Linked DNA regions of Homo sapiens: regions 1 and 3 are each linked to region 2. Evidence: read pairs that join two places in POLR2A ChIA-PET (ENCODE). Cell type or tissue: Caco-2. All regions are shown on one strand. Links, peaks and the distances in the headings refer to the core of each region. The heading gives the core; the rest is flanking DNA.

Evidence for each region. ChIA-PET counts read pairs that join two places held together with the same protein. Peaks named below come from ENCODE experiments on the same cell type or tissue, not always from the same donor. Only the 100,000 strongest peaks of a DNase experiment are listed, where the experiment ranks them.
Region 1: POLR2A ChIA-PET joins it to region 2 with 14 read pairs; 8 of 35 experiments call an interaction of 5 or more read pairs at or near these places.
Region 3: POLR2A ChIA-PET joins it to region 2 with 16 read pairs; 5 of 35 experiments call an interaction of 5 or more read pairs at or near these places.

What each region holds. Positions count from the first base shown.
Region 1 is chr16:30,099,606-30,109,322 of GRCh38, forward strand. GDPD3 (glycerophosphodiester phosphodiesterase domain containing 3) reads right to left here. Exons shown (of 10, transcript NM_024307.3): 8 at 8,768-8,827; 9 at 8,608-8,659; 10 at 5,205-5,404. The coding sequence ends at 5,267. It overlaps YPEL3-DT (YPEL3 divergent transcript), which reads left to right. Exons shown (of 2, transcript NR_135192.1): 2 at 3,852-5,851. Among named protein-coding and RNA genes, the nearest start is that of YPEL3-DT, 8.0 kb to the left of the region's middle. In Caco-2, for the core only: no CTCF peak of the experiment used is centred there; DNase peaks (open chromatin) are centred at 4,718 and 5,096.
Region 2 is chr16:30,028,031-30,037,747 of GRCh38, forward strand. TLCD3B (TLC domain containing 3B) reads right to left here and starts at 3,241. Exons shown (of 5, transcript NM_031478.6): 1 at 2,373-3,241; 2 at 1,402-1,485. The coding sequence starts at 2,497. RefSeq lists an enhancer at 450-1,294 and a silencer at 7,121-7,210. In Caco-2, for the core only: a CTCF peak has its summit at 4,381 (motif pointing left); DNase peaks (open chromatin) are centred at 4,391 and 8,649; H3K4me3 peaks cover 181 bases.
Region 3 is chr16:29,939,093-29,948,809 of GRCh38, forward strand. No RefSeq gene overlaps it. Among named protein-coding and RNA genes, the nearest start is that of KCTD13, 18 kb to the left of the region's middle. In Caco-2, for the core only: no CTCF peak of the experiment used is centred there; DNase peaks (open chromatin) are centred at 3,996, 4,529 and 5,059.

The DNA.
Region 1 (9,717 bases), core at 866-8,865, 71 kb after region 2:
GGCTGTTAATCAAACAGCTCAAACTACCCACCCTGTTGTTCCCAACCCTTACACTATTATCAGCAAAATCCCATATGATCACCAGTGGTTCACAATGATAGATTTGAAAGATGCCAGCTGGGCACGGTGGCTCACACCTGTAATCCTAGCACTTTGGGAGGCTGAGGCGGGCAGACTGCCCGAACTCAGGAGTTTGCAACCAGCCTGGGCAACACGGTGAAACCCCGTCTCTACTAAAATACACACACACACACACACACACACACACACACACACACACACGCCAGGCATGGCAGCATGTGCCTATAATCCCAGCTACTCAGGAGGCTGAGGCAGGAGAGTTGCTTGAACCCAGGAGGCTGAGGTTGCAGTTAGCCGAGATCGTGCCACTGCACTCCAGCCTGGCAACAGAGCCAGGCTCTGTCTCAAAAAATAAATAAAATAAAAAATAAAAAAAGAAAGATGGCTTTTGGGCTTGCCCTTTAGCGGAAGACAGCCGGGACATGTTTGCTTTTGAGTGGGAGGACCCTCACTTAGGTCGAAAACAGCAGTACCAGTGGACAGTCCTACCCCAGGGGTTTACAGACTCCCCAAATCTATTCGGTCAAATTTTAGAACAAGTCCTAGAAAACTTTTCCCTTCCTTCATCCATATGCCTACTCGAATAGGCAGATGACCTGTTCATTTCAGGAAATAGCAAGGACCACATAACCACAGTTTCAATTAACTTCCTGAATTTCCTAAGGGAACAAGGGTTACGGGTCTCAAGGAGTAAAATTCAGTTTGTAGAACCTGAGGTAAAATATCTAGGACACCTAATCAGTAAAGGCAAACGGAAAATAGTACCTGAACGAATTGAAGGTGTCACATCTCTACCTTTGCCTGAAACAAAGCAGGAACTTAGAAAATTCTTGGGATTAGTTGGATACTGTCGTCTATGGATTGACTCTTATGCCTGAAAAACAAAATCTCTACATAAAAAACTCACCCAAGAAGGACCAGACCCCCTTCTTTGGACCCTATCAGAAGTCCAACAAGTAGAAGAGTTAAAACACCTACTTGTAACTGCCCCCGTTATAGCTTTGCCCTCCTTAGCCATTCCACCTTTTCATCAGTGTAAACAAGGGGTTGGCTTTAGGGGTACTCACCCAAAGACACAGAGGCCACTGGCAGCCCATAGCCTTCCTGTCAAAAGTTCTTGACCCAGTAACCCACCGATGGCCCGAATGTGCCCAGTCTGTAGCAGCAACTGCTTTGCTAATGGAACGAAGCAGGAAAATAACCTTTGGGGGAAGCCTCATTGTATGTACCCTTCATCACGTTAGAACCATTCTTAATCAGAAGGCAGGAAGATAGCTCACTGACTCAAGGATTTTAAAATGTGAGGCTATCGGGTGGGTGTGGTGGCTCACGCCTGTAATTCCAGCACTTTGGGAGGCTGAGGTGGGCAGATCACAAGGTCAGGAGTTTGAGACCAGAGTGCCCAGCATGGTGAAACCCCCTCTCTACTAAAAATACAAAAAATTAGCCAGGCATGGTGGCGCACGCCTGTAATCCCAGCTACTTGGGAGGCTGACGCAGGAGAATTGCTTGAACCCCGGAGGCGGAGGTTGCACTGAGCCGAGATCAGCCACTGCACTTCAGCCTGGGCAACAGAACGAGACTCCATCCTCCACCCACCCCCCAAAAAAATTGAGGCTATCTTATTAGAGAGGGATGATTTAACATTGACCACTGGTAGTTCGCTCAACTCCGATGTTTTCCTAACAGGAAATCCGAACCGGGAGGAACCTGAGCATAAATGTTTAGATCTGATCAGTTATCAGACTAGAGTCAGACTGCATCTAAGCAAGACCCTGTTCCAAACTGGGCATTACCTCTTTATAGACGGCTCCTCTCGGGTAATTGAAGGAAGGAGGCATAACGGGTGCTCTGTAGTTGACAGGGAAACCCTCATGGAGGTAGAGTCAGGGAGACGGCCCAATAACTGGTTCACTCAAACATGTGAACTCTTTGCATTAAATCAGGCCTTAAAATCTCTGCAAAATCAGGAAGGAACTATTTACACTGACTCCAAGTATTTTGGAGTAGTCCATACCTTTGGAAAGATCTGGACTGAACGAGGCCTCATTAATAGTAAGGGCCAGGACCTTGTCTATAAAGAATTGATTATGCAAGTACTAGAAAATCTTCAACTGCCAGAAGAAATAGTGGTGGTCCACGTCCCAGGACACCAGAAAAACCCATCTTTTGAAAACCGGGGAAATAACCTCACAGATCAAGTAGCCAAGCAAGTTGCCTCTTCCTGAGAGGCACCCATTTTCCATCTGACCCCTTGCCTTCCCCTCCAGTCGCAATCCCCATCTTCTCCGACGCGGACCAAGAAAAGTTAAAAAGAATAGGAGCTAAGGAAAGCTCAGAGGGAAGGTGGGTATTACCAGACGGGAGGGAAATGCTGTCTAAACCTCTTATGAGGGAAATATTATCACAGCTTTATCAAGAAACTCACTGGGGTCCCCAAGCTATGTGTGACACAGTCCTCAAAGCCTATGGGTATATAGGAATCTCTACCCTCGCTAGTCAGGTGGCGGATAGTTGCCTAGTGTGCAAAAAAACTAATAAAACCCGAAGGAAGCAGCCTTTACTTTATCAAGGGAACCACCCCTATAATTGCCAATCCAACCAGTGCAACCCAGTACTTACCTCTATTACTACCCCTACCTCCACCGACCCTAACTCCACTCTAGGTTGCTTCTATGGCTTAGGAGCCGATGTTACTGGAAGGGACCCTATAGGCTTCTTTGAAATATGTTTTGTTCACCCTTCTCCACCTCCTACCGTCTCCCCCTCCCCAAGCCCACCAAATCAAACCATTCCTCACCTCTTACCCAATGACAAAACCAAAGTAGCTATAGTAGAAGTCAAGGACTTAAAGCAAACCCTAGCCATTGAGACCGGGTATCAAGATGCAAATGCCTGGCTGGAATGGATTAAATATTCTTTTCGCACCCTGAATAAAAGCGATTGTTACTCTTGTGCAGCGGGCAGGCCGGAAACCCAGATTGTCCCCTTTCCACTCAGATGGGCCAACCAACCAGGCATGGACTGTATGGTAGCTCTCTTCCAGCACACCACAGCCTGGGGAAACAAGACGTGCGCCACTCTTTCACTACGTTTCCCAAAGATCAGGAGCCCTACGGGTCAGCTCCCAAGGACCATTTGACTTCCACCTCTCAATGCCAGTTACACCTTGTGTCTCCCACAACAGGACAAATTGACGTTCCTTGGAAATCTAATGGGAGTCTAAACCTTTTCAAGAGCTAACCAATCAGTCAGCCCTTGTCTATCCCCGAGCAGATGTATGGTGGTATTGTGGACTGTTACTGGGTACGCTGCCAAGCAATTGGAGCAGCACTTTTGCTCTAATCCAGTTGGCCATCCCTTTCACCTTGGCATTTCATCAACCAGACAGGAAGCAAGTAACCCAAAGAAAAAGAGAAGCCCCTCGTGGGCCTTTGACCCCCATGTTTACATAGACAGTAGCAGGGTCCCACGGGAGCTACCAAGTGAATTTAAAGCTTGGAATCAAATAGCCGCTGGGTTTAAGTCTGTTTTGTTCTGGTGGTCTGCTATAAATAAAAATGTAGACTGGATAAATTATATATACTACAGCGAGCAGCGATTCGTCAGTTATACCAGGGATGCCATCAAAGGAATAGCTGAACAATTAGGCCCCACCAGCCAGATGACCTGGGAAAATAGACTAGCCCTTGACATGATATTGGCAGGAAAAGGCAGAGTCTGTGTCATGATCTGAGTCCAATGTTGTACTTTTATCCCTAATAATACAGCCGCCGACGGGACCATCACAAAAGCTTTACAAGGCCTTACCACCCTGGCAAATGAATTAGCCGAAAATTCTGGACTAGATAACCCTTTTATGGGTCTCATGGAAAAGTGGTTTGGAAAATGGAAAGGACTCCTGGCTTCAATCTTTACCTCTCTTGCAATTGTAACAAGTGTACTTATCCTTGTGGGCTGCCGCATCATACCTTGTATTCGTGGGTTAACTCAAAGGCTCATAGAAACAGCCCTCACTAAAGCCTTCCTCTCTTCTCTCCCTCCATACTTGGACAAGCTCTTGCTCCTGGATAATCAAGAAGAACAACGAAGCCAAATCCTGTTAAAATTTTTTGCAGAGGAAGAAGTATCAAATAGAAGAGAGGAAATTGTTGGGACAGCTAAGCTCTTCAAAGACTCAACTTCCTGGTCATAAACTTCTCCCCGTTTTTCTTCTTTTTCGCCAGTCTACCCTGTTTGGGAAAGTTTAAACCTTAGCCAGTCGGGATCAGCTCAGATTGTGCAGTCCATCCCCAGTCAATGGGGAAAGGACACAGAAACAGGAACTGCGTTAGGGTTAAAAAGCCCTTCTCTCCTTTGTTTGGGGTGCTCTTGCGATTACAAGCTGCGCAAGTAGCACCGTTCTGAAGTAAAGATGCCTTGCTGGGAAATCTGTCTCAGTGCTGGTTTTTCTTGACTACACTGAGCACTTGTTTCCAACACCCCTGTGCTCCAGGCTGGGTTAGGTCTGATCTCAGGGAATGTCTGTTTCAACACGTGTCTGCAGTTCTTTGGCTTGTGTTGCTCACTGCAGTGGGCCCAGCCTGGTCTAGAGGAGGCGCTCAGGAAGTATCTGTGAAATGTGAATGTGTAGTTCCTTCAGTGAATATGGCCCTGGGGCTGAAGATGGCAGAAGCATTCTGGGAGCTTCTGGAGAAGGAGACCTGGGAGGAGAAGGTTGGAATGGCGGGGGCAGCAGAGGGGCTGGGTGAACTCAGCTGTCCCACCCAGGCCCATCCTCTGCAGCCCGAGAAGGAAGCTCACAGGGCAAGACATGGAAGAGATCAAGTTCCCTGCCCGGTGCCTGGGCTGTTGATGGCCTCAGGAAAATGGAACCATTACCTGTTGCTGTCAAGTGGCTGGGGGCCAGGATGCCTGGGTTGGCCGTGAGAGGACATTGCTGAGGAGAGTGGAGGCCAGGCTGGGGTGGGGTGTGGCAGGAGGACAGGAATGCAGTGGAACCAGTGGGTCAGGCTCCTGAGGGCCCCAGGCTCCAGCCTCAGGGCTGGCCTGTTCCCTCCTAAGCTGCCATCTTCATATCTTCAGGACCCACCCCTCTACTCCTCACCCTCAGCACAACGATGTGATCGAAAGGCAAATATTTATTTTTCAGGAAGAGAAACAGGAGACCTCGAGGCTTCTGGACTTAGGAGGTCCGGGCAGCTGGTCCATGGTTGTCCAGGTAGTGCCGCAGGGCTGTGGGATAATCCGTTATGACGCCAGTGGCTCCCACGCTGAAGGCTGCTTCAAAATCCGACTCTTCATTAAGGCACCAAAAGACCACCTGAGCAGGGAGGGAGGGGGCCTGTAGATTCTGAACAATTTTACATCTGGAGAGTGGGGACCCACCTCCTCCTCTATGGAGACTCCCCAGCAGCAGTAGGCTGGAGCTGATTGTTAAATTCTCAGGAATTTTGCAAAGTGGTTATTAAACCCAGCCATTATTAAAAATTAAATCATAGCCTGGGTGCAGTGGCTCACGCCTGTAATATCAACACTTTGGGACGCCGAGGCAGGAGTTGAGGCCAGGTGTTTAAGATCGAGTGAGACCTCATCTCTACAAAAAACTTTGTAAAAATTAATTAGCCCGGTGTGGTGGTATGCGCCTGTGCTCCCAGCTACTTGGAAGACTGAGGTGAAAGAATTGCTTGAGCCCAGGACTCTAAGGCTGCAGTGAGCTATGGTTGCACCACTGTACTCCAGCCTGGGCGATACAACAAGACCTCGTCTCAAAAAAAAAAAAAAAATTATATATACTGACAATTAAATTATTTATTTATTTATTTATTTATTTTTTGAGATGGAGTCTTGGTTTGTCACCCGGGCTGGAGTACAGTGGCATGAACTCGGCTCACTGCAAGCTCTGCCTCCCGGGTTCACACCATTCTCCTGTCTCAGCCTCCTGAGTAGCTGGGACTACAGATGTCCGCCACCACGCCCAGCTAATTTTTCTGTTTTTAGTAGAGATGGGGTTTCACCATGTTAGCCAGGATGGTCTCGATCTCCTAACCTCGTGATCCACCCGCCTCGGCCTCCCAAAGTGCTGGGATTACAGGTGTGAGCCACCGCGCCCGGCCCTAAATAAATTATTAAAACAACAAGTGGCCAGGCGTAGTGGCTCACGCCTGTAATCCCAGCACTTTGGGAGGCCGAGGCAGGCAGATCAACTAAGGTCAGGAGTTCGAGACCAGCCTGGCCAACATGGTGAAATCCCATCTCTACTAAAAACAGAAAAATTAGCTGGGCGTGGTGGCGGGCGACTGTAATCCCAGCTACTCAGAAGGCTGAGGCAGGAGAATCGCTTGAACCCAGGAGGTGGAGGTTGCAGTGAGCTGAGATCACGCCATTGCACTCTAGCCTGGGCAACAGAGCAAGACTCTGTCTCAAAAAACAAAACAAAACAAAAAACAAAACCCAAAACAAACAAAAATCCAGTAATAAATATTCAAAGCATATCTCTTGCTAATCAGTTTCCTATTACTGTGTTCTTGAAGTGATTAAGTCTGTTGAGGCTGCAAGATGGAAATACTACATGATGGGGTGCCACCATGCATCTCTTCCCATTCTGCATTTAGTGGCTTCATGTCGGCAGCCTGAAACTGGCCAAGATGGGAGTATTTAAACCAGGAAAATTAATCCTCAAATCAGGGCTTTCATTTGTTCCTCTCTGAGAGCTAGTTGTTGACCACTTAACAGCACCACCCTCCCCCAAACCCCCATTCCACTGCCACCTGCCCCAGCTCCTGCAGCTCTGCCCCTTCCCTGCCCGTTGAGTGGGCACTGAGGTAGGCGGAGATGGGAATTTTTTATTTAAAAATACAGATGAGACGAGGTCTCTCTGTATTGCCAACACTGGAGTGCAGTGGTGTAATCACAGCCCACTGTAGCCTTGACCTCCTGGGCTCAAGTGATCCTCCCACCTCAGCCTCCTAACTAGCTGGGACTACAGGCATGCACTACCATGCCCAGTTAATATTTTATTTATTTATTTATTTATTTTTGAGACAGTCTTGCTCTGTCGCCCAGGCTGGAGTGCAGTGGCGTGATCTCGGCTCACTATAGCCTCCAGCTCCTGGGTTCAAGTGATTCTCGTGCTTGAGCCTCCCAAGTAGAGCTGGGATTACAGGCATGCGCCACCATACCCGGATAATGTTTACATTTTTAGTAGAGATGGGGTTTCACAATGTTGGCCAGGCTGGTCTCGAACTCCTGACCTTAGTTGATCCGCTGGCCTTGGCCTCCCAAAGTGCTGGGATTGCAGGCATGAGCCACTGCACCCTGCCTCTGCATTTTTCTTTTCTTTCCCTTTTCCTTTCCTTTTTCCTGTTTCCCTCCCTCTCCTCCCTCTCCCTGTCTCTGGCTCTCACGCTCTTTCCTCTCTCTCTTTTGAGACAGTCTGGCTATCTCTCCCAGGCTGGAGTGTGGAGTGCAGTGGCGTGATTCTGATTATAGCTCACTGCACCCTCGAAACCCCGTGCTCAGGTGATCCTCCCATCTCAGCCTCCTGAGTGGCTGGGACTACAGGTGTAAACCACTGCGCTTGGCTAATTTTTAAATTTTTTGTAGAGACGAGGGTCTCAGTATGTTGCCCAGGCTGGTCTTAAACTCCTGGGCTCAAGTGATCCTCCCACCTTGGCCTCTCAAAGGGCTGGGATTACAGGTGGGAGCCGTGCCCAGCCTCTGCCTATGGCATTTCTTCCCTGTACCCTTGATGGGAAGCTCCCACCCCTAGTACCATAGTGCCTGGAACATTCTCAAGGATCGTTTACTAATTAAATGATCTGGTGGAAGCCAATGCTCAGGGGAGAGGGGGGTGGGCTGGGCCTGGTTTCTCCCATCTCTCATCTTTCCCCAGCCCCCTCTCATCAGGGATCATGATACATCATTGTTGTCATCATAATGGCTAACATTTATCAAGCCCTTAATAAGTACTAGTTACATATCCATATGTTGGCAATGTCAGGTTAAGAAAATATGTGCGTGGCCAGGCGTGGTGGCTCACACCTGTAATCCCAGCACTTTGGGAGGCTGAGGCAGGTGGATCACTTGAGGCCAGGAGTTCGAGACCAGCCTGGCCAACATGGTGCAACCCCGTCTCTACTAAAAACACAAAAATTAGCCAAGCATGGTGGCAGGCACCTGTAGTCCCAGCTACTGGGGAGGCTGAAGCAGGAGAATCGCTTGAACCCGGGAGGTGGAGGTTGCAGTGAGCCGAGATTGCACCACTGCACTCCAGCCTGGGTGACAGAGTGAGACTCTTGACACACACACACACACACACACACACACACAGAAGAAGAAAATTGTGTGTGTTCGTGTGTGTGTGTGTGTGTATCCAGAGAGTTAAATATACCATTTTCCCATTTTAGGGACGAAGAAACTGAGGTGAGGTCACCTGCCCGAGTGATGCAGCTAGTTGGCAGCAGAGTGGGACCGGAACCCTGCTGCCAGGTCTGTGTGCGGTGGAAGTGGTGGTCACGGCCTCACCTGCACCCCTCGCTCCTCCAAGTGTCGGATCAGACTCTTCCTCATGATCAGCCTGGGGGTGGGGTGGGGACGTGGGAGGTGATGATGAGAGGGGACCTGGGAGAAGGGCAGCAGTAGGTCTCTATGGGGACACGCCACCCAGCCATCTTGCCCACCTCACCATTTCGAAACCACAGCCAATAACTGGTTCAGGCAAGAGCAGGAAAATGGGAAATAGGTCCTGCAGAGAGAAGGAAGTGGGGGTTAGCTCCTAGGGTCTCCCCTGTCCCAGAGGTGGGGTGGGCTGGTAGTGCCCCCGCCAACTAGGGTAGCGCTGCCCTCCCACCCCCCAGAATCCCCCAGAATAACCTTTGTAGTTGCCCCAGTGAACAATTCACCCATTGTTCAGAGAGCCTACTCTGACCACCACGCTTCAAGGGTGTGGCCCTCCAGTCACCATTCACCAGATAAGGAATCTGGGCCTTAGAGAACGAAAGGGACTTGCCAGACCCAAAGCAGAGTGGTGGTGGGGCTGGGCCAGGGCCTCGCTTGGTTCCAAAGCTGGACATCCAGGCTGCAGGCCCTCCTGGTTGGGCCTGGCCAGCTTCTTATTTATCTATTTATCTTATTATTAATTTAAATTAATTTTTTTTTTTTTGAGACAGAGTCTTGCTCTGTCGCCCAGGCTGGAGTGCCGTGGTGCGATCACAGCTCACTGCAAGCTCCGCCTCCTGGGTTCACACCATTCTCCTGCCTCAGCCTCTTGAGTAGCTGGGACTACAGGTGCCCGCCACCACGCCTGCTAATTTTTTGTATTTTTAGTAGAGACAGGGTTTCACCCTGTTAGCCAGGATGGTCTCGATCTCCTGACTTTGTGATCCGCCCGCCTTGGCCTCCCAAAGTGCTGGGATTACAGGCGTGAGCCACCGTGCCCGGCCATTAAAAAATTTTTGTAGAGACATGTCTCACTATGTTGCCCAGGCTGGTCTTGAACTCCTGGACTCAAGCAATCCTCCCGCTTCAGCCTCCCAAAAGTGCCAGGATAATAAGCACGAGCCAGCCAAGTGTGGTGGCTCACACCTGTAATCGCAGCACTTTGAAAGTCTGAGGTGGGAGGAGACCAGCGTGGCC
Region 2 (9,717 bases), core at 1,003-9,002:
GCTGCGGCCCAGAGGCAGGGAAAGATGAGAGGGGAGGGGCAGCTGTAGAGAACGCGAAGCGGGAACACAGGGAGAGAGGTCCCAAGTGGCCTGGAGGAGTCAGGGCAGGAAGCTGCCCAGAATGCAGGCCCAGCAGAGGTGATGGGAGATGGGACAGCTGGGCTGGTGCAGGAGACCAGGAGGGGCCACCAGGCCCTGGGCTGTCATGTGAGGTGTTAGATCCCATCCCCACCCTCTTGGCAATTAGGTGCTCAGAAGTAGGAACAGCTGCTGCCCTGGATTAACCCGGATCCTCCCCACCTACCTGAGGATTAAAGCAGGGAAGACGGACAGGAACAGACACAGGGGGGCCTGGGGAGCAGGGGGTACAGAAGCTAAACGGTGACCTCTGCATGTGAAGGCTGGGGAGGAAGTGCTGGATCCCAGGCTCAGCTTGGAGCAGGGGAGGGAAGGGGTGGGCAGAGGCCAAGAAGCAGCCAAGTCCCTGGGCGGGGTCTGAAGAAAGAGTTAAGCCAAGAACTGTCCTCTGCAGCTGCCACTTAACTCAATTCCTCTCGCTGAAGCCCTTCCAGGAAGGGCCGCTGCCTCACCACAGAAGAGGCAACTCATCTTCGGGAAAAGAGGAGGCAAACAGAAACAGGGCACCCCCCATCAGGGGCGTCCAAATGTTCCCTGGGACTCAGTGGCTGCCACAGAAGGGAAGCGGTGCTGAAAGCTACAAAGGGGGCGTTGTGGGCACCTCTAAGGCAACTTGCAACGGGCCACCCGTGGGTCACCTAGGGCGGCCGTCAGCACCACGGACAGGGCCCCTCTCCTCCCCGTCCCCCCGCCTCCTGCCTGCACACCTCTGGGCCTTTTTGGCAACCACCAGACACTGCAGCAGCTGCCTGGCCACATTTTGGCCTCTTCACCCTCATCCCCTCCCGCACTGCCTGGCCGTGTGTGGCCTTGTGCGTGTCATCTCTCCCTTGTCCTCTCCCTCAGGCATGGAGTGGATGCCGGATGCCTGGATTATGGGAAGGGCTGAGGGGTGAGCCTGGCATGAGGAGGGGGCACCCCATCTGGGTGCTGGCTGGAAATGGGGTCTGCCTCCTGGGGTGGAAGGCAGGGAGGAGGTGGGGAACCACGACAACACGGGAGACCTGGAAGCCGACTAGAAAGCGCTTTGAGGATCCTCTCTGATCCCCGCTCCTTCTCCCCCTGGTTCTGACCTTTAAGGACAGGACAGGATAAATTTATCCCTGGGTGTTGAGTTGCGGTTATTGCAGTTAACTTGCTCAGGCCCAAGTTAAGGGCTTGGGGACCACAGACAGAGTTCCCTCCAAGATGTGGGGTCTTCCGGGATTACCCGTACACGCCAACCACTGGCACCTGGGCAGGGGGGTGTCTCGCAGCACTTACTGGTCATCAATGATGTGCTTGCAGGAGGTGGAGACGATGTAGCCGGCAGTGGAGGCCATGATGGCCTGGACAGAGGACACCAGCCTGGGGGAGAGAGGGAGGCGTGCTAGAAAGGCAGAAGGGAAGAGGCGTGTGCCTTGATTTCTCCTCGTTGCTAGTCTAACGACTGCGCTTTGCGTTCAGCCACTTCTCGGGCCAGTCCTTGCCTGCCTTCGCCCAAGGCTGGGCTGCCTGAGGTGTGCCCCACCACAGGTACCTCACGGCTCTCCGGCCCGCTCGGCTGCTGTTCCTCAGTCCACCCCACTCCTTGCCACCTTCTTCCTTCCCCATTTGTGGAAACTGAGTCTCCCTCTTCTCAAGCCCGCAGGGTGTCTGTCCTGAGGTGAGACTGAGAGTGAACTGCTGGCCTGGACCTCTCCCCACGAGGGGAGCCTGGGCCGGTTCTTGCCCCGCTTAGCTGTCCAGTCATGACGCAGGCCTCACTCTGGACCCTTTGTGACCCCGAGTTCCCCAGTCACTTTCCCACTGTCTCCTGACTGCCACCAGCCTCCACTCTGCACTCTGGCCCTGTTCTAGGGGTGTAGAGTTGTACCATCCACTCCTCCATCCCTGGCCCCCAAACACTCACCCTGAATGACACCTAGCTGTCTGGCCCTGGCCTCAGTCCCTAATGTCTTATAGGAATGTCTTCGCCGCATGCTGGCCCTGTTTTGGAGGGTGGGAGGGTGTACGGGGAAGAAGAGAGAGGCGGGCTGAACACTAGTAGACCAGATGGCCGGGCTGGATGAGGTCTCCCAGAACAGTGAGCAAGGCAGGCAGTGAGGAGAGAGGAAGCCTGGGGGTAAAGCCCCGGACCCCCACAGGAGCTCCCAGTCCCCCACCGCTGAGGGTCCAGAGAAGTGCCAGGTCCCTTCCATTCCCTGAGAAGCCCAAGAAGCAGACAGGGGCTGAGGGGAAAGAAAGTGGTTTACCTGGCTGAGACAATGACTGCGTCGGCCTCCTCCCAGCGTAGCTGGGGCAGCCGCTGGAGCGTGTTCTTGGAGAGGAGGAAGAGTCCGGGGAACACCACCCCCCCGGCCACCATCGGGGTCAGCATGGTGGCTCAGGACTTGGGCAGGGAGGCAGGCGGGCCGTGAAGGGGCAGGGAGGCCGAGTGGAAGGAGTTAGGGGTGGAGAAGGGACGCCAAGCCCGGGAAGGAGGGAGAAAACGATGAGAAGGGGCACAAAGGGGCCAGGGCGGGGACGGGATGGGGCCAGGGAGTCCGATGAAACTGGGGAGTCGGGAGGGGGCTGGCTGGGCAGAGACGGGGGAGGGGAGGATGGGAGAAGGGGAGCAGGAGCAGGCCAGCGAGGGATGGGGAGAGGCAAAGAGGGGATGGCTTGGTGAGGGACAGAGAGGAAGAGGGGACAGGAGGAGGAGGATGCGGATGGGGGAGGGGAGGGAGCCACCAGGCAGGTGGGGAGGGGAGGCTTACGTGAGAGGCTGGGAGGGCCCGAGGAGGCGGGGAGGGGGTGGGGGTGGGTCTGAGTACCAGCCCCAAAGGAAGGAGGTGGGCGGGAGGGAGCGGAGGAGCAGCCGGGCAAGCGGTCAGCGGTCACCACCGCTCTCCTGGCTCCACTGCCTCCTCTCGCTGCCGCCCCAGTCCCTGCCGCCCGGCACAGACACCGCACATGGCATCATCATAGAGACTCCGTGCCCAGCCCCCTGCCCCCTCGGTGGGGAGGGGGAGGGGGAGGGGAAGTGGCCAGCTTGGGGAGGACGGGGGAGGGGCAGGAAAATGATGGCACCGACCAGACACCGAGAAACCGGACCTGCAGCGGCGTCTCCCCATGCAGCTCTGAGCCACAGCCGCGGCTGCGACAGAGATGGGGGGAGCAGAGAAAGAGGGAGGGGGAGGCCCTTAAAGGAACAGCAGCTGCGGTGGCACAGGGGGCTGCTGGGGACAGGGGACAGGGGCCAGCTCTTCTCTTGGGGAGGAAGGGGGCCCAGGGCTCCTTGGCCAGCTGGGAGGGGGCCCTGAGCCCCCACAGGGGCCTGACCCTGCTTCCCATCAGCACTTTGCAAATGCCTGGCATCTCCTCCCTCACCAAGCCATCCCTCTGTGGCCTGCCCCGGGTCCGAGCTTTGGGTGGCCATTCCAGCGGAAGAGAGCGTTCCCTGGGAGAGGGAGTAAGTGGTGCTTTCTCAGAAGGAAGAGCTGAAGGAGGGGATAGGAGCAAAAACATCTCAACACAGCATCCTCAGAGCCAGAGGCCCCCTCACCCGATGGCGGGGAAGGAAGCTGACATTGGCCAGAGGGGGCACCTGACTGTGCTGCAGGGCTGCCCATGTCCTGTCTGCTGCAGGAGCTCCGAGGTCACTGCGTCTGTCCTTCCCACAGGGCCATCAACGATCCTGAGGCTCCCTGAGGTCACCCAGTTCAGAAGTGGCACAGCCCTCTCATTGCAGGCGTTGGAGGGGCAAGGAGTGGAAGAAGGGGAAACGGTGGCGAGAGCGCGGGGCAGCTGCCTCTCAGGAAGTCCCAGGGAGCCCTAGGATGCCCAGGCCCTGTTCTTCAGACTGCCAGCCCCTCCTGGCCTTCTCTAAATTCCCACCCCTCACTTTTTCCTCAGTTTCCTTAATGCTACTAGCTCCCCTTTCTCTGCAACTTCCACATACAGCCTAGTTTCAGAGTGGGAAAGGACTGCGGGGTGGGCTGGTGCAAGCTCCTCACTGGCCCATAAGGAAAGTGAGGCCTGGGGACTGGGCCCGGGTGGAGCTGTGGGACCTGAGCCAGAGACACTGCCCCCTTTGACTTCTGGCCTCCCATCCTGCTCCCAACTGTCCTGTGGACTTCAGCATGACAAGGGCCTGTTATGCAAACTCCTTTGGTCTCCAAGTTCAATAGTCAACCCTATGGTTTGCCTTTCTCTGCCAGAGCCCACTCCTCGCCTCCCCCAAAGAAAGGCCAGGGACTGGGATTTGCTGTTTTGTGCTGCCCTCTAGCGGCAATCTGTAGGAAAGCACCCAAGAAGTCTCACGCTGATTTAGAGACGGTTGTAGAGACAATAGCGGACCTAGCTCCTGTCCTCAGCCCTTCACGGGAGGGGGAAAGGGGATCCAGCTCCCTGAGTTTTTACTACATGCTGGGCACAGTACCAGGTGATTTCTACTGGTTCTTACTTGGTATCCCTGTTTTACAGAAGAAACAGGTTTAGAAATTTTGTGGGGTTTTTTTTTTTTTTTTTTTTTTGAGATAGGGTCTCATTCTGTCCCCCAGGCTGGAGTACAGTGGCGCGATCATGGCTCACTGCAACCTCAACCTCCCCGGGCTGAAATGATCCTTATACCTCAGTATCCCCAGTAGCTGGGACTACAGGCGCACACCACCATGCTCAGCTAATTTTTGTATTTTTTGTAGAGATGAAGTTTCACCACGTTAGCCAGGCTGGTCTCAAACTCCTGGGCTCAAGCGATCCACCCACCTCTGCCTCCCAACATGCTGATATTACAGGTGGGAGCCACCACGCCCGGATGAAAGCTGGGTTTCAAACCCATGGTTGCAGCCGGGCAAGGTGTCTCACACCTGTAATCCCAGCGCTTTGGGAGGCCAAGGCTGGCGAATCATGAGATCGAGACCATCCTGGCTAACACAGCGAAACCCCGTCTCTTCTAAAAATACAAAAAATTAGCCGGGCATGGTGGCATGCGCCTGTAGTCCCAGCTACTTGAGAGGCTGAGGCAGGAGAATTGCTTGAACCTGGGAGGCGGAGGTTGCAGTGAGCCGAGATCGTGCCATCGCACTCCAGCCTGGGCGACAGAGCGAGACTCCATCTTAAAAGAAAACAGAAAAACCAAAAAACCATAGTTGCATAACCCCAAAGCCACTCATGAGCAAAACTGCAAAAAGGACAGAGGCTGGGGAGGCTGGGTGATGGGCGGCCACCGTAACTACTCGATTGAGGACTACAAGGCTGGTCATGGAACTGTGGTTTCACTTTGGATGAGTAGAGACAGGCTTTTTTTGTCTGCCAGGGAATCCACGTAGACACCCTAGTAAAATCTGTGTTCCGTGTACCTCCTACGCCTCCTGTGGTTTGCTGATACTGCACTTTTATGGTAAGCTTTGTCACACAGGTCATAGATCTGCAGCCCAAGGGCCCAATCCGGCCCACAGACATGTTTTGTTTGGCCAGTATGCAGTTGTCAGTATAGTAGTTCTTAAATAAATTCTTAGTTACTTATCAGTATTCAAGAATTGGAAGAGGTTGGGCGTGGTGGCTCATGCCTGTAATCCTAGCACTTTAGGAGGCCAAAGTGGGCAGATCACCTGAGATCAGGAGTTTGAGACCAGCCTGGCCAACATGGTGAAACCCCGTCCCCGTCTCTACTAAAAATACAAAAATTAGCCGGACGTGGTGGTGCACACCTGTAATACCAGCTACTCGGGAGGTTGAGGCAGAAATGTTGCTTGAACTTGGGAGGTGAAGGTTGCAGTGAGCCAAGATTGAGCCACTGAACTCCAGCCTGGGCAACAGAGTGAGATTCTATCTCAAAAAAATAAAAAGAATTGGGAGACAGCCCACCACAATGACATGCACCTGTAGTCTCAGCTACTCAGGAAGCCAAGGCAGGAGGATCACTTGAGCCCAGGAGTTCAAGACCAGCCTGGGCAACATGGAGAAACCCCGCCTCTACTGAAAGTACAAAAATTAGCCAGGCATGGTGGTGCACACCTGTAGTCCAAGAAACTCAGGAGTCAGCCCGATTCTCAGGGAGAATCACTTGTCAGGGAGGTCAAGGCTGCAGTGAATCATGGTGGTGTCACTGCACTTCAGCCTGGGTGACACAGTGAGACTCTGTCTCAAAAAAAAAGAAGAGGCCGGGTACAGTGGCTCATGCCTGTAATCCCAGCACTTCGGAGGCTGAGAAGGAACAATCCTGTGAGCCCAGGAGTTCAAGACTAGCTTGGGCAACATAGTGAGACCCTGTCTCTACCAAAAAAAAAAAAAAAAAAAATTAGCCAGGCTTGGTGGTGCATTGCCTGTAGTCCCAGCTATGGCAGGAGGATTGCTTGAGCCCAGGAGTTCAAGGCTGCAGTGAGCCATGATCGTGCCACTGCACTCCAGCCTAGGCAACAGAGCAAGACCCTGTCTCAACCTGTCTCAACAACGACAAAGAATCATAACTCCGAAAATATTGGCCCACGTTCTAACCATATAACATTATCAGTGGCTGGAGCTGAGCAGCACTGGCCCTCAGCAGAGAAGGTGAGTCCTCCAGCCTATATCATCCCTGCAGAGCCCACAGCCCTCATATTATCTGCAGCAGTTTTCAACCCCTGCTCTACAGACGCTGATTCATATGATCCTCACACAACATCTCCACGAAGAAAGGAAAGTGGGGTGTTATTATTAAGCCCATTTACCAGTGAGGGATCTGAAGTTCAGAGAAGTTAAATGACTCACAAAAGACCCCACTGTTGGTGTCTTTTTTTCTTTTTCTTTTTTTTTTTTTTGAGACAGAGTCTCACTCTGTCACCTAGGCTGGAGTGCAGTGGCGCCATCTCAGCTCACCACAACCTCCACCTCCCGAGTTCATGTGATTCCCCTGTCTCAGCCTCCAGAGTAGCTGGGATTACAGGCACCTGCCACCATACCTGGCTAATTTTTGTATTTTTAGTTCAGACAGGGTTTCACCATGTTGGCCAGGCTGGTCTTGAACTACTGACCTCAGGTGATCCACCTGCCTCAGCTTCCCAAAGTGCTGGAATTATAGGCGTGAGCCACCACGCCCAGCCTGCTGGTGTCTTTTGACTCCACATTCCAGCTCCACTCCACACTCTGCTTCTGCTTTCACCACAAACTCATTCTGAAAGTAAAAGATCAGTTCCACCAGCCATGGCCCCAGGAAGGACACCCTCACCCTGGTCCTCTTACTTGGATGCTACCAGGACAGCCTCTTGTCTCTCCATCTGCAGGTTGGTGTGGTTCTGCAAGCCCCAGCGCAGGGCAGTGAAGCACAACGGGAAGAAGACGCAACCCACTGCGAACAGCAGGGTCATGCCTGCCTGCAGCCAAGAAGGCAGAAAAAGACGGCCATGAGAACACCTCAACACAACACCCTCAGACCCCCCAGCAGCCTTCTTCACCCCCAATGAGGCAAGCCCCAAGAGACCCATCCATCTGTGGCCATTGAAAGCCACCAGGCAAACCTCTTCTCTAAGCTCCTAGCATCCTTATTACTCTTTTAATATTCCTCATCCGGGGCAATTCGACATCCTAATTATCCCAATTTTTTGTTTTAAACACTCAATTTAGACAATTTCTTTTCTTTTCTTTTCTTTTCTTTTTTCTTTTTTTTTTTTTGAGATGCAGTCTTACTCTTGTTGCCCAGGCTGGAGTGTGGTGGCGTGATCTTGGCTCACTGCAACCTCCACCTCCCGGGTTCAAGCAATTCTCCTGCTTCAGCCTCCTGAGTAGCTGGGATTACAGGCGCCCGCCACCATGCCCAGCTAATATTTGTATTTTCAGTAGAGACAGGACTTTACTGTGTTGGCCAGGATGGTCTCGAATTCCTGACCTCAAGTGATCTGCCCGCTTCGGCCTCCCAAAGTGCTGGGATTACAGGCATGAGCCACTGCACCCAGCTCCTCCTACTCTTAAACTCCACCATTTTCCATCTTCTGCATGCCCCGCCCGCCGCCCACCCTAAGTCACCTCTACCTTCTCCCCAGTCCTCACCTCAGAGGGACAGGTTGGAAGACAGAAAGGGAGGTTGATGTTTCTCCTCAGCACCCAGAACTTGGAAAAAGGAAGGGAGGGGGTTGTCAAGATATTTGGAACTTTAAAATGACATTTGTTGAAAAAACAAAATAAAGCCAAAGCGATTGTTGTTCCATTAAAAAAGAAAACAAAAGAAATAACAGGTGCAAGCCTGAAACTACATATATTTACATAGATATCATTTTTGTTTAGAAAGACCTCCCCTCCCATCTACTCTGGGGAGCAGAGGTGTGGAGCAGGCACAGGCAGGATGAAGGGAACCAGGTCCTGCCATCCTGCCTTCCTGAAGTGTCTTCCAAGGGACCTTCTCGGGATAAAAGGAAGGTGTCAAACTGCAAAGGCACGAGGCTGCTCTGTAGAGGCAGTTGGGGAGGGCAGGAGTATGCTCTTCCATTGGTGGAGTGGCTAGAAGGTGCCATCCTCCTAATGGCCCGCCAGTTGATACATGTGCCCTATCATTTGCTTCCTGTGGGGGCTGGGGGGCGGTTCCAGCAAGCCTTGCCTAGAATTGGCCAATTAGAATCCATTGGTGACTTGATGGACAGCTATGTTTCAGGGACAGGGCTCAAAGAAAGAAAAGGAGAGGGGAAATAAGAGCAGGTGCAGGGCCGGGCGTGGTGACTCACGCCTGTAATCCCAGCACTTTGGGAGGCTGAGGCGAGTGGGTCACCTGCGGTCAGGAGTTCGAGACCATACTGGCTAACATGGGGAAACCCTGTCTCTACTAAAAATACAAAAATTAGCCAGGCGTGATGGTGGGAACCTGTAATCCCAGCTATTCAGGAGGCTGAGGCAGGAGAATCGCTTGAACCCGGGAGGCAGAGGTTGCAATGAGCCGAGATCTCGCCACTGCACTCCAGCCTGGGCGACAGAGACTCTGTCTCAAAAAATAAATAAATAAATAAATAAATAATAAAATAAAAAAAAAACAGCAAGTGCAGTGGTTCAGGCTGGAATCCCCGCACCTCAGAGACCGAGGTGGGAGGATCACTTGAGGCCAGGAGTTCAAGACCAGTTTGGGCAACATAGTGGAACCCCTGTCTCTACAAAAAATTAGAATAATAGGCCGGGCACGGTGGCTCCCGCCTGTAATCCCAGCACTTTGGGAGGCCGAGGCGGGCAGATCACGGGGTCAGGAGATCGAGACCATCCTGGCTAACACGGTGAAACCCTGTCTCTATTAAAAATACAAAAAATTTAGCCAGGCGCGTTGGCGGGCGCCTGTAGTCCCAGCTACTCCGGAGGCTGAGGCAGGAGAATGGCGTGAACCTGGGAGGCGGAGCTTGCAGTGAGCCGAGATGGCACCACTGCACTCCAGCCTGGGCGACAGAGCGAGACTGTGTTTCAAAAAAAAAAAAAAAAAGAAGAAGAAGAAGAATAAAATAGTCCAGTGCAATGACATATACCTGTGGTCCCAGGTACTTGGAAGGATGAGGCGAAAGAATGGAAAGAATTGCTTGATCCCAGGAGTTCAAGGCTGTAGTGAGCTATGATCATACCACTGCACTCCATCCTGGGCAACAGAGTAAGACCCTGCCCCCCCAAAAAAGT
Region 3 (9,717 bases), core at 929-8,928, 89 kb before region 2:
GCATCCAAACCAGAGCAAACCCTCTTGCCTCAAATCCTCTCCTGAAACATAACACGAGCATAAGTCCTACAATAAGTCTTTTTTTTTTTTTTTTTTTAATTAGACACGTGGGGTTTCACTATGTTGCCCAGGCTGGTCTTGAACTCCTGGGCCTAAGCGATCTTCCTGCCTTGGCATTCCATATTGCTGGGCTTACAGGCGGGAGCCACCATGCCCAGTCTAAGTCATCTTCAACACCTCTTTCTGAGATGCCTTAGAGTTCCCCATATTATGTGGGTCTGCCTCATTGCTATGAGTCCGTAAAACTGACTTTGTTTTTTGTTTTGGGTTGTTTTTTTTTTTTTTTTTTTAGACATGGTCTCATTCTCTTGCCCAGGCTGGAGTACAGTAGTGCAATCATGACCTACTGCAGCCTCAACCTCCCAGGCTCAGGTGATTCTCCCACCTCAGCCCCCTTGAGTAGCTAGGACTACAGGCACATGCCACCACACCCCACTAATTTTTTGTATTTTTTGTAGAGATGGAGTTTCATCATGTTGCCCAGGCTAGTCTCAAACCCCTATGTTCAAGCAATCCTCCCACCTTAGCCTCCCAAAGAGCTGGGATTACATGCATGAACCACCACACTCAGTCCCCCAACGTTGTTTTAAAACTTTCTTTTAGGTGTGTTCTTGGTGGCCCTTAACAGAAGGACATTGACACTGGAATCTGGATGTTTGTTTGTTTTGGAGACAGGATCTTGCTCTGTCACCCAGGCTGGAGTGCAGTGGCACAATCTCGGCTCACTGCAACCTCTGCCTCCTGGGTTCAAGCGAATCTCGTGCCTCAGCCTCCCAAGTAGCTGGGATTACAGGTGCCTGCCACCACACCTGGCTAATTTTTGTATTTTTAGTAGAGACAGGGATTCACCATATTGGCCAGGCTGGTCTTGAACTCCTGGCCTCACGTGATCCACCCACCTCGGCCTCCCATAGTGCTGGGATTATAGGTGTGAGTCACTGCACCCGGCCTGGATTTTTTTTTTTCAGTGAAAGATACTGATTTTTTTTAAGTTGACTCAAAGCAAGTTTTAAACACTCTGTGTCCACTTCATGTTGCTATCACAGAATATCACAGTCTGCGTAGTTTAGGAACAATAGACATTTATTTGGCTTATGGTTCTAGAGGCTGTGAAGTCCAAGATACAGGAGCTGCCTCTGGTGAGACATCATCACGTGGCAAGAGAGCATGAGAGAGAGAAAGAGGGGGCTGAATTTGCTTTTATAACAAACCCATTCCTGAAATAATGGCATTAATCCATTGACCTAATTGCCTCTTAAGGATCTCACCTCTCAACAGTATTACATCAGGGATTAACTTTCCAACACCTGAGATTTGAGGGACTCATTCAAACCATAGTACTCTGAAATTGGATATATAGGTCTATGGGTGAGATTCCCACTGAGGGTTGCCAGTTTGCAACCTTTCAGTTGAATGGTCTCCCTCCTGGATGTCAAGGTTAATACTGCTATGAACAGCTATTATGCACCTAAGTTGAACCAGGGAGAGAACACATCCTTCCGCATGTACTATTTTATTTAATGTTATTTTCTACTAAGTCATTCAGAACTCTCTGGACTCTCTTCATGCTGTGTAATTTGCAAGGTTGCCTGCTGCATGTTTGGTTATAAATGAGGTCAAATCCCAATTTTGCAGGAGGACGTGGATGTATGCCCATTCCCTTCACACTGTGAGCCAGTAGCCATGGGAACTATAATCAAGTACACAATAACTCCCCCATGAACAAATCCTCAGGGAACAAGCTTCAATTGAATGAAACTGGCTTGACCACAGAGGAATCTGGGGGACTTTCTGAGCTTCGCGGACTTGTGCCGCCTCCTGACTTTAAGCTGGCTCTGGAGGAGGAGGAAGTGGAGGTATCTCAGGTATGGACCTCTTTCTGGAAGCTGGGACTTGGACCAGGCAAAGAAAGGAGGCGGTGGGGAAAATTCCCCCAGAGAAGGCAGGAGTGGGCCCTGCATACCAGGTCCCCAGGTCTCTGAGAGCTTTACTAGTTCTGGGAGTGTGTGGATCAAGCCTAAAGTCTAGAAGGAATTCTAGCATCACCCAGGGCGTTGGCTGGAATATCTTTAAGGACCCTTCCAGCCCTGGAATCATAGCAGCAAAGGACCCAATTGTATGACAGCTGCTTTGGCCAGTGAAGATGGAAAGACCAGGAAAAGCTTTAGGCTAAGCAATGGAGTTCACACCCCGCTAATTCACCTCCCTTGCGGCATCCCTGACATTTCCCACACAATATGTCCTTCATTCTGTTCTCCAAAAAGCCATTGCCTTCCTCTAACTGACTGAGATGAGCCCTGGAAACCCTGATGCCCACCAGACCCCTGCCTTTCCTCTTCTCTGCTGTTGGCCAAGGTTTCTGCCTCAGTTGCCCTGTCTGACAATACAGTTTCCCTAGGACTGGAGCTAGCCCTGGCATCCCAGAATCCCCAACAGGTGCTAGCCCCTGGAGTCAGGACTGTCTTCCTGTGTCCCTGTGCTTGCTGCAGAATAAACTGATTACTTTTAACTACCATTCTGAATATAGTCACTACCAGGAACCGCTGACTACCTGTGACATACCATCTAGCATGGTACCACAGCACCTGGCCCAGCATCTTGGGAGGCCAAGGTGGGAGGACTGCTTGAGGGCAGGAGTTTGAGATCAACCTGGGCAACTACATAGTGAGACCCCACCTCTACAAAAAATTTCAAAATTAGCCGAGTGTGATTGCACATGCCTGTAGTCCCAGCTACTTGGGAGGCTGAGGCAGGAGGATGGATTGAGCACAGGAAGTGGAGGCTGCAGTGAGCTATGATTGCACCACTGCACTCCAGCCTGGGAGACAAAGGGAGATTCCGTACATAAATAAACAAATAAATAAAAAACAAAGGAGATGGATTTTTTTCTACAAGAGAGTTACATGCAGGGTGCTAGGTACTATAGGTGGAGACTTGCCGAGGTTCAGTGGGAATGGGAGCTCAATCCTGAGAGTGGGGGAAGGCATTACAGAGGCTGTGACCTTTGAGACTGGTCTTGAAGAAAGAGAAAATGTGTACAAGGCAGAAAGAAGGGAGAAAGTTACCCGAAGAGAGAACTGCACCAGCCAAAAATATGGAGGTATGGAGTAGGTAGAATTGTGAGACATTTATGTGACTGGAGTGAAAAATGAGAGATGATGCTGGAAAGGAGAGTTAAGGCCAGGTTTTGAAGGATCTCTTAAAAAAATAATAGGCTGGCGAGATTGTGCCACTGCACTCCAGCCTGGGCGACAGAGCAAGACTCCGTCTCAAAAATAATAATAATAATAGTAATAATAGGCTGGGCACAGTGGTTCACACCTGTAATCCCAGCGCTTTGGGAAGCCAAAGCGGGCAGATCACTCAAGATCAGGAGTTCAAGACCAGCCTGGCCAACACGGCAAAACCCTGTCTCTACTAAAAATACAAAAATTAGCTGGGCGTGGTGGTGTGCACCTGTAGTCCCAGCTACTAGGGAGGCTGAGGCAGAAGAATTGCTTGAACCCGGGAGGCGAAGGTTGCAGTGAGCAGAGATTCTGCCACTGCACTCCAGCCTGGGTGACAGAGCAAGACTCTGTCTCAAAAAATTAATAATGATAATAATACATTAATTTTGAGATAAGATCTTGCTCTGTCGCCCAGGCTGGAGTGCAGTGATATAATCACAGTTCACTGCAGCCTCAAGCTCCTGGGCTTAAGCGATCCTCCTGCCTCAGCGTCCCAAGGTGCTGGGACTACAACCATATGACACTGACGGAGCAAGAGCACTGTCATCTGGGACAAACACCGCCCCTTTAAGTTACAGCTCCCTTTCTAGCCTCATGCATTTCAAGGAAATCACTTCTCTTCTAACTACAAGCAGACAGAAAGAGCAGACAGGAAAACGCAGATAAGACAGTTTGGGCATAGAGGGAGGTGGGGGCAAAGTCTCTTGGGTAACTGCCAAACTTCACCCTCATACAACGGGCCCCAGTAAAACAGTGGGCCTTAGGCCGGGCGTGGTGGCTCATGTCTGTAATCCCAGCACTTTGGGAGGCTGAGGTGGGCAGATCACGAGGTCAGGAGTTCGAGACCAGCCTGATCAACACGGTGAAACCCCATCTCTATTAAAAATACAAAAATTAGCCGGGCATGGTGGCGCGCGCCTGTAATCCCAGCTACTCAGGAGGCTGAGGCAGGATAATCCCTTGAACCTGGGAGGCAGAGGTTGCAGTGAGCCTAGATCACGCCACTGCATTCCAGCCTGGACAACAGAGAGAGATTGTCTCAAAACAAACAAACAAAAAAATAATGGGCCTTAATAAGCACATTTCTTTCCCTTCAGTTGCACTAAGATAGGGAAGTTAAAAGCAGACTCAGGGGATATGCCTATAGCTGCAGAAAAAAGATAAGCACAAGATAAGCACAACAAAGAGACACAGAAGCAGTCCAAGCCTCTGATAAACTCTCCCACCCTGAATCCTTACAAACTCTTTGTAAGAAAGGGTGGCTCTGACCTAACTTGGCCAGCTGCCAAGTTTATTATTCAAAATAAACCTGTCCCTGATGACTGTCAAACCACCCTTCATGTTTCTCTCCTCTTTCTTTAATTCTTACAGCCACCACGCCTGGCTAATTTTTTTGAATTTCACTGGAGGTCTTGCTGTGTTGCCCAGGCTGGACTTGAACTCCTGAGCTCAAGTGATCCTCTCGCCTCAGCCTCCGAGTGTTGGGATTGCTGGAGGATCATATCTGTTTCCAAAGGTGGAGCTTTCTGCTGGAGGCAGCAGAGTTCTTCAGGCAGAGCAGCTGAGTCTTGAGGTTGCTCTTTTAGGAAACAAACTCAGGAGGCGCTGTGGAAGATGCATTGAATGGAGTAGGAGGTGGAGGCAGCGAGAAGGGTGAGGAGACACTGCTGAGCCCTGATGAGAGACAAAGAATGTCTGAAGGAAGCAAAGGGAATGGAGAGGAGGGGAAGGCTTTGGGAAGACTGTGATGCATGGAATGCGTGGGATAAGGGCAGAGGGTGGAGTCCAGGCTGACTCAGAGGTTTATTGCCTGGGAGACTGGGTAGATGATTACACTGTAACCTGAGATGAAGATACAGTAAGAGGAGTTTATATGAAGAAAAAGTAGGCCAGGCGCAGTGGCTCACGCCCATAATCCCAGCACTTTGGGAGGCTGAGGCGTGTGAATCACCTTAGCCCCAGAGTTCCAGATCAGCCTGAGCAACATAGAGAAATCTCATCTCTACTAAAATTCAAAACAATTAGCTAGGTGTTGTGGTGCAGACCTGTAGTCCCAGCTACTTGGGAGTCTGAGATGGGAGAACCGCTTGGGCCCAGGAGGTCGAGGCTGCAGTGAGTCATGATCGTGCTACTGCACTCCAGCTTGGGCGACAGAGCAAGACACTGTCTCAAAAGGAAAAAACAGAAAAAGTAATAAGCTCAGTTTTTAAACAGAAATTGTAGTAGAATACAATGTAAAATTTACCATTTAACCATTTTACAGTGTACAATTCAGTGGCATTAAGTAAATTCACAATGTTTGAAAGCATCACCTTGATCTAGCTCCAAAACATTCTCATCACCCCAAAGGAAACCCCCAAATCCATTAGGCAGTGATTCTCTATTCCCCTGTGTGCCCAGCCCCTGGCAGTCCCTAATCTCCCTGTAGATTTGCCTGTTCTGGACATTTCATATGCATGGAATCATACGATATGTGACTATAGTTTATGGCTGGCCACTTTCACTTAGCACAATGTTTTCTTTCTTTCTTTTTTTTTTTTTTTTTTGAGACGGAGTCTCGCTCTGTCACCCAGGCTGGAGTGCAGTGGCACGATCTCGGCTCACTGCAAGCTCCGCCTCTCGGGGTTCACGCTATTCTCCTGCCTCAGCAGAGTAGCTGGGACTACAGGCGCCCGCCACCACGCCCGGCTAATTTTTTGTATTTTTAGTAGAGATGGGGTTTCACCGTGTTAGCCAGGATGGTCTCAATCTCCTGACCTCGTGATCCGCCTGCCTCGGCCTCCCTAAGTGCTGGGATTACAGGCGTGAGCCACTGTGCCCAGCCAGCACAATGTTTTCAAGGTTCATCCATGTTATAGTATGTATCAGAATTCTTTTTTTTGGAGACTCAGAGCCCCATTTTTTTTGGAGACTCAGAGTCTCATTCTATCACCCAGGCTGGAGTGCAGTGGTGCAATCTTGGCTCACTGCAACCTCTGCCTCCCAGGTTCAAGTGATTCTCCTGCCTCCCGAGTAGCTGGGATAATAGGCAAACGCCACCATACCCAGCTAATTTTTGTATTTTTAGTAGAGAAAGGGTTTCGCCATGTTGGTCAGGCTGGTCTCGAACTCCTGACCTCAAGTGATCTATCTGCCTTGGCCTCCCAAAGTGCCGGGATTATAGGCGTGATCCACCGCGCCTGGCCCCTTACCCATTTTTCAATTGGTCAATTTTCTTTTTCTTATTGAATTGTAAGAGTTATTTCTATGTTTTAAATACAAGTACTTTATCAGATGTAAGATTTGCAAATACTTTTTCCCATTCGGTGAGCTGTCTTTTCACCTTGTGGCTGGTATTCTTTTTTTTTTTTTTTTTTTTGAGACAGAGTCTTGCTCTGTTGCCCAGGCTGGAGTACAGTGGCAGGATCTCGGCTCACTGCGAGCTCCACCTCCCGGGTTCACGCCATTCTCCTGCCTCAGCCTCCTGAGTAGCTGGGACTACAGGCGCCCGCCACCATGCCCGGCTAATTTTTTGTATTTTTTTTTAGTACAGATGGGGTTTCACGGTGTTAGCCAGGATGCTCTCTATCTCCTGACCTCGTGATCCACCCGCCTTGGCCTCCCAAAGTGCTGGGATTACAGGCGTGAGCCACCGCGCCCGGCCTTGTGGGTGGTATTCTTTGAAACACAAAACTTTTTATTTTGATGAAGTCCCCTTTATCTATTTTTACTTTTGTTACCTGTGCTTTTGGTATCATATCTAAGAAATCATTGCCAAATACAATATGATGAAGATTTTCCCCTATGTTTTATTCTAGGATTTTTATGGTTTTTGCACTTAAGTTTAGATCTTTGATCCATTTTGAGTTAATTTTTTGTATGTGAGCTAAGCTTTCTATGTGGGGTACAGAAAAGGGCTAACCTCATTATTTTGCATGTTTCCCCCACCCCCTGCCCACCAACATTTGTCAAAAATACGAATCCTTTCCCCCATTGAATAGTCTAAACAACTATTTTCAACAAGGGAAAATAGTTGAAAATCAATTGTTGAAAATCAATTAACCATATATGTGAGGATTTATTTCTGGGTTCTCTATTCTACTCCATTTGTTTCTCTATCTACCCTTAGGTCAGTATCACACTGGGTTTTTTCTTTTGTTTGTTTTAACTTTTTAAATTTCTTGTTTTTAATTTTTGTGGGTACGTAGTAGGCATATATATTTATAGGGTACAGGAGATACTTTGATAGAGGCATGCAACGCATAATAATCACATCATGATAAATGGGGTATCTATCCCCTCAAGCATTTATCCTTTGTGTTACAAATAACCCAGTTAAATTCTTTCAGTTATTTTAAAATATACAATTAAATTATTATTGACTGGCCTGGCGCAGTGGCTCGTGCTGTAATCCCAGCACTTTTGGAGGCCGAGATGGGCGGATCATTTGAGGCCAGGAGTTCAAGACCAGCCTGACCAACATGGTGAAACTCCATCTGTACTAAAAAGACAAAAAAAGTTAGCCAGGCCTCAGGCGCCTGTAGTCCCCACTACTCAGGAGGCTGAGACAGGAGAATGGCGTGAACCCAGGAGGCAGAGCTTGCAGTGAGCTGAGATCGTGCCACTGCACTCTAGCCTGGGTGACAGAGCGAGACTCCATCTCAAAAAAAAAAAAAAAGTTAGCCAGGCCTAGGGGTGCACGCCCATAGTCCCAGCTACTTGAGAGGCTGAGGCAGGGGAATTGCTTGAACCTGGGAGGCGGAGGTTGCAGCAAGCCAAGATCATGCCACTGCACTCCACCCTGGTTGACAGAGCTAGACTCCGTCTCAAAAAAAAAAAAAGAATGGCCTGGCGCTGTGGCTCATGCCTGTAATCCCAGCACTTTGGGAGGCCGAGGCGGGGGGCAGATCATGAGATCAGGAGTTCGAGACCAGCCTGACCAACATAGGGAAACCCGTCTCTACTAAAAATACAAAAATTAGCCAGGCATGGTGGTACATGCCTGTAGTCCCAGCTACTCAGGAAGCTGAGGCAGGAGAATCGCTTGAACCTGGGAAGCAGAGGTTGCAGTGAGCCAAGATGGCACCACTGTACTCCAGCCTGGGCAACAGAGCAAGACTCTGTCTCAAAAAAAAAAAAAAAAAGAAGAATCATATTGCTAAAAAAAATAGTTTTTCATTCTGTCTATATGTCATAAGTGAGATGACTTGAACTCCCTAAGCATATGTGTCCATTATTTCCACCATTAAAATGAATTAAGGTGCTTGGCATGACTGCCCCCTGTTTATTAGTTCTAATAGTTTTTTAGTGGAGTCTATGTTTTTTCTAAATATAAGATCTTATCATCTGCAAACAAGAATAATTTTTACTTCTTCCTTTCCAATTTGGACGCCCTTTGTTTCTTTCTCTTGTCTAATTGTTCTAGCTAGGTCTTCCAGTACTATGCTGAATAACAGTGGTGAAAGTGGGCATCCTTGTCATGTTCCAGATCTTAGAGGAAAGTCTTTCGGGTTTTCCTCATTCAGTATGATACTAGCTGTGGGTCTGTCATATATGGTTTTTATAATGTTGAGGTATGTTTCTTCTACACCCAGTTTTTTGAGGGTTTTTATTATGAAGTAGTGTTGAATTTTATCAAATGCTTTTTCAGCATCAATTGAAATGATCATATGGTTTTTGTCTTTCGTTTTGTTGATATGATGTACCACATTAATTGATTTGTGTATGTTGAACCATCCTTGCATCCCTGGGAGAAATTCCACTTCGTCATGATGATCTTTTTTTTTTTCTGAGGTGGAGTCTTGCTCTGTCACCTAGGCTAGAGGGCAATGGCACAATCTCAGCTCACTGCAGCCCCTGCCTCCTGAGTTCAAGTGATTCTCCTGCCTCAGCCTCCCCAGGAGCTGGGACTACAGGTACATGCCACCACACCCAGCTAATTTTTTTTATTGTAGAGTCAACATTTTGCCATTTACCCAGGCAAAATGAGTAACATTGTGACCTCCTGGGTTAAAGTGATCTTCCTGCCTTAGCCTATCAAAGTATTGGGATTATAGGCATGAGCTACCATGCCCAGCCAAATACTATCTTATTACCCATTATTTTAAACTGATAACTGATGACAACTTTTTTTTTTTTTTGAGACAGAGTCTCGCTCTGTCGCCCAGGCTGGAGTGCAGTGGCACGATCTTGGCTCACTGCAAGCTCCGCCTCCCGGGTTCGTGCCATTCTCCTGCCTCAGCCTCCCAAGTAGCTGGGACTACAGGCACCCGCCACCGTGCCCAACTAATTTTTTGTATTTTTAGTAGTGACGGGGTTTCACTGTGTTAGCCAGGATGATCTCGATCTCCTGACCTCGTGATCCACCCGCCTCGGCCTCCCAAAGTGCTGGGATTACAGGCGTGAGCCACCACGCCCGGCAAACTGATGACAACTTAACACTGGTTGCATA